2 separate regions of the Mus musculus genome follow, and region 1 is linked to region 2. The links are chromatin loops, found by intact Hi-C in ENCODE. Cell type or tissue: left cerebral cortex. All regions are shown on one strand.

What was found. Peaks named below come from ENCODE experiments on the same cell type or tissue, not always from the same donor. Only the 100,000 strongest peaks of a DNase experiment are listed, where the experiment ranks them.
Region 1: a loop joins it to region 2, with 2.7 times the contacts of the local background. A loop is called at or near these places in 2 of 42 quality-filtered maps.

What each region holds. Positions count from the first base shown.
Region 1 is chr4:125,143,523-125,146,022 of GRCm38, forward strand. All of the region lies in intron 1 of Gm40246 (a long non-coding RNA gene), which reads right to left. Among named protein-coding and RNA genes, the nearest start is that of Gm32611, 1.4 kb to the right of the region's middle. In left cerebral cortex, no CTCF peak of the experiment used is centred here; DNase peaks (open chromatin) are centred at 1,315 and 1,837.
Region 2 is chr4:125,961,410-125,963,909 of GRCm38, forward strand. No RefSeq gene overlaps it. Among named protein-coding and RNA genes, the nearest start is that of 2610028E06Rik, 40 kb to the left of the region's middle. In left cerebral cortex, a CTCF peak has its summit at 1,536 (motif pointing left); a DNase peak (open chromatin) is centred at 1,527.

The DNA.
Region 1 (2,500 bases), 820 kb before region 2:
GATTGCTATGTTCTCCCGTGGTGTCTGTCACTCTGTGCATGACAACTGTTCACCAAGGTGCCCAGTGCACTGTGGTTCCTCACACATGGATGGGGACAGAGAGGTTCCAGATCCTCTGGCTAGCTGCGCCCTAGTCACCATGCCATGTTTCCTTCAGCAGAGGTAGCCCAGGTACAAAAGGCATGCCCATTTGACACGCAGTTAAATCTCATCACGCAGAGGTAGTGAGTTCCCCGATGTCAGCGGTATGCAAGAAGAACGAGGACAGGGTTCCTGGCTGCAGTTTTCAGGTGGCTTTAACACAAATACTAGACTCTCCTCATAGAAATCCCTGTTGGATAACTATACACAGGGGCATAAACAAATATGGAGTCCACAGTTCCTCTACATTAAGGTTCCCTTTGAAAATAAGCGGTTGGAAGCAGGACATCATGTCATTCCTTTGGAAAGGTTTTAGTTTTATTCTGTGGGAGTGCCCTTAACCACCGAGCTAGCTCTTTACCTCCTTTTTAATGAGCCTCATATACCTCAGGCTGGCCCCTCAACTTCCTATGTTGCTGATTATGACTTTGAACTTCTGAGTCTCCTGCCTTCATCTCTATGTGCTGGGATGACAGGCACTGCCACGCCTAGTTGATGGAGTCCTGGGCATCGAACTCAGGACTTTGTGTATGCTAGGCAAGAGCTTTACCAACTAAACCATATCCCTAACTCCCCTTCCTCCTTCTTTGACAGGGTCTCACGCTGTAGCCTAGGCTGGCCAGGAATTCACTCTATGGTTGCCAACTCGCCACAATCCTCCTGCCCTGTCTTCCCGAGCGCTGGGGCTGCAGACATGAGCCATTGCGCCTGTTGTTGTCTATGTGCATGTTGAGTAACTCCTTCCTCTTTCCTGCAAGGTTTTTTTTTGATTGGGTAAAATGGAGCAGGCCACTGGAGAGGTCCTTTGGCAATCTGTGTTTCCTCTCATACTTGTGTTGTTAGGGTATGTGTCTTGGATGTTGGGAGGGGAAAAAATCTAAATAAATAAAAAGAATGCAGCTTTCTCTTCTTCATGAAGTCCATCCAATCCAATGAACCCATCAGTGGTGGCCTTTCACCTTGAGCCCCCCTCCCGTCTGAAACGGAATGGAGGAAGGCTATTAAACTGCGTTTAACAAATTCAGAACAGCAGGTTCTTGGCTGGAGGAATGAATTCCACTTAGGAGAGCCATTCTTCCTCAAAGGAGGCCAGTCGGGCTGGAGAAGAGAACTTGGAGGGCCTTTTGTTCTGAGGGGACCGCATCTGGATTTGAATGTGTCTCTACTCAAAAGGAGACTCCTCATAATGGACCTAACTCCAAACACTCTGAGGACAAGGACTGGCAAGCTTTTCAAAAGGAGAGAACACTTGGCTCCTGCCAGGGGCTGGGAGGGCTCGGGCTCCCGCTGGCAGGAGTATGGGCTTTGCAGGTGGGTGGAGGGCTCCTGGGCCAGGCTAGAGTCACCTTCCTACTCAAACTTCCTGTGCCTCCTCTCTCCATCTTCTCCTCCTGGGAGCTGGGGGCTTGAATTCATTTGCAATCCCCGTGTGAGTTTTTCTGCAAAAGCTGCCAAACGAATTAGGACCATGAAAGGCATTTTAGGGGAGAGCGGGCCAAGGCCAGCTCGCCTCCTAGTAGCTTCTGTGAAAAAAAGGGGGGGGGGGAGATAGCGGAGTCCCACTTGCAGACACGGAGAGTGGGGCTGCCAGTGGCGCTGGGGTCTACCCACAGCTCGGCTGGTGCCTCCCGCTGTGACCAGAGGGGAAGTTGTGCAACTTTGGTTGGTCCCTGAAGCCTTTCCTGCAGCAGAGGGCTGGAGCCCAATCCTTGACATCAGAAGTGACACAGTTACTGCAGTCATAGCAGGTCGTGACTCCGCTGAGGACGAGCTCCTGCCTCCTGGTTGTGTGGGTGTGTTGCCTTATGCAAGGCGCTCTGACTTCCCCCAACATTCTAATTTCCTCACATCCACAGTGGGGAGAGGCCCAGAGCCAGTAAGGGCTTTACTGGTGGGTGATACAGCTGTCCTTCCACTGATGGATAACTTGCCGTGTCCCCTCCTGGTGACCACAGGGAGACCCCGGAGATGGATAGTTTGAATCAAAGGAAGTCCCTCCCACGGTGTGACCATCACCTTTCTAGGTGTTCTTTTGATACACGAAGGGGGTCAATCCAGGGTGGCTTGTTGTCCTCTGCACCTTAGAAAGTGAAATTTCGTAGACCCTAAGCAGCAAGGGATCCTCAGGCTGGCTATCCTGAGGCCAGATGGAGGAGAGAGCAACCTGGAGGGAACGTCTACATGTAAGGACCGGAGACTGTGAGGATGAGCATGTACCTGGGGTGGGCAGACCGAGAATCCTGCGGAGCGATCCGTGCGCGGGTGTGTGTGTGTGGTGTGTGTGTGCGTGTGTGTGTGTGTGTGTGTGTGTGTGTGTGTGTGTGTGTGTGTGTTACAGGTAGAGGGTGGGGAGCATGAA
Region 2 (2,500 bases):
ATGTTGTAGTTTGGAGGGGGAAGTGTATTTGTTCTGGTGTGTGTGTGTGTGTGTGTGTGTGTGTGTGTGTGTGTGGTGTGTGTGTGTGTGTGTGTGTGTGTGTGTGTGTGTTGAGATGGCACCCTCTCATTGGTTGATGTGAGGCTGGTCAGTTAAGCTAAGCCGCTGGCCAGTGAACCCCAGGGATCCCCATGTCTCCACCTCCCTGGTGCTGAGATTTAAAAAGCTTGCCAAAGCACCTGGCTTTTTACTCGGTGTCTGGGGCTCAAACTCTGGTCCTCGTGGCTGTATACAATTTGCCCACTGAGGCATCTCCCCAGCCTCTCACTCATCGTTTCCAATAGTCAATATAGGCGTGTAATTCATAATTCACACAAAAGCGTACCCAGAGAAAAATCTCTCTTCCCCCTGTGACTCTTAGCCACCACCCTGTCCCCCTCACTGGCAAACAAAACAAAACAGCAGCAACAACAACAACAAAAACCCAGAGTTTAAGCAGGAGGAACTAAAGTTCCACTTAGGTGTCTGAGGATGGGGGTGACAAGCAGCCCACCGCCCTATCACTCCCTCGCTCAGAAGTGCCCACATGGCTTCTCCCACTGCCAAGTGCAATACAGAGCCTTTCTGGAAACACGCTGGCCATGGGCCTTCCTTCTAATAACTGACAGCATTAGCCATCAGAAACCAGGAACACGGCTGACTTCAGAGGGGTTAAAAATGCTCTAGAACAGTGGTTCTCAACCTCCCTAACGCTGCAACCTTTCAATAGCTCCTGGTATTATGGTAACCCCCAACAAAATTGTTTTCATTGCTACTTCATAACGGCAATTCTTCTGCTGTTGTGAATAAATGTGAAATCTGAATAAATGTGAAAGGGTCTTTAGAAGGTCACGATTATAAATATCTGTGAAAGGGTCTTTAGAGCCCCAGGGGTCGTGACCCCTAGATTGAGAACCATTTCTAGAGGACGCAAAACAAGCGGGTGGTTGGATGGAGTCGGGTATCGACACTTAAGACTTCTCTGGGAGGGAGCACCTGACCTGCCGCCTGAATTGCCAACTGTATGAAGAACGGCAGGGACAGTGTTGTTGGAGGGAACAGCAAAGCAAAGGCTCTGGGGCTGCAGTTGGGTAAAAGAGCATAACTGGAAAGAGACCGGTTCCGAGGCCATGGGCACACTCAGAACAGGAGGTTCATTGGGACCAAACACACCCACAGCTGAGATGTGACCTTGGGTGAAGGGTTTTCCTGGGTCTAAGAGGACCCAGCTCTAGAACACTAGGAATGTCCTTATCTTGTCCAAGGTAAGGTTTGGAGTCTAGCACACAGAAGAAGTCATGGAACATTTAGAACAGTCCTCACCCTAATGGACCCGCACTTTCCTTTATGTGGGAAAACAACGGTGGGAAATCCCCCCAGGGCTGTCTCTAAGTGGGGAACCATGGAAAAGGAGCAACAGGAATTGAAACCTGTACCACCTGCATCCGACAGCTTCGGAAAGCCCCGATCCATAGTGTGGGCATCGGGCGCCCTCTGGTGGTGACAGTGCCAATCCAAAGCCTAGAGCTATCAATCATCCTTGTATCCAGACCTGGCCCTCTCCAGCATTATAAATGGGCAGAATGGACAGTACCCACTAAGGATGCCACCTGAGGGGTCACATGTCTGGTTCAGGGTCACACAAGAAGTGGATTTACCTAATGCCCAAAAATATCTATTCATATGTTTGCTCTGTTTCATTAAGCACCTACTGTATACCAACATTGTTCTAGAAACAAGCAACCCAACCCTAACCAAGTCTCTGCCCTCGAGGAAGTCCCCCTCTACTAACGGCAGAGCCTAGACAGTGGTTAATGGCTTCAGTCCCTCCATGGGCTCATATTTAGACCATTTGGTCCCCAGATGGAGGTACTATTATTCCGGAGGATTCTGTATACTTGGAAACTGGACCAAGCTGAAGTAGGTCATAGGAAGCAGGTCTTTGAAGATATCTTGTCCTTGGTCCTTTTGTGCCTCCTGCTCTAACTGTAAGTGTACAGAGTTCCCTATCAGGCATCCTCCAGAGAACCGGGCAGCATGTGTGTTCAGTAAAATGGCCAAGGCCAGGACATAACCACCCAAAAGAAAGGGGACAGTGTGAGCCATCATTTCCATCCCAGAATCACCCCTGCTTACTGCAACTAGAAAGCCTAATTCACACGCTATGGGCAGATCGCCTGGAGTCCTGCCTGAACAGCAAGAAATAAAAGGTCCTAAATGCCCATCTCTGGCCTCACCTAACAAGTCTTAGAAGTACAACCTAAAAGAACAACAAACAGATGAGACAATTATTACATAAATAACCAGGTAATCAATAATTATATTAAATGTAAATGACCCAACACCCACAGTTAAAAAGGCAGAGACAGTCAGGTGGGTTTTTAAAATAAAAATAGAAACACAAGACTTGAGATGAGGTTTACCAGTTATGAGTACTTTCTGCTCTTGCAGAGGACCAAGA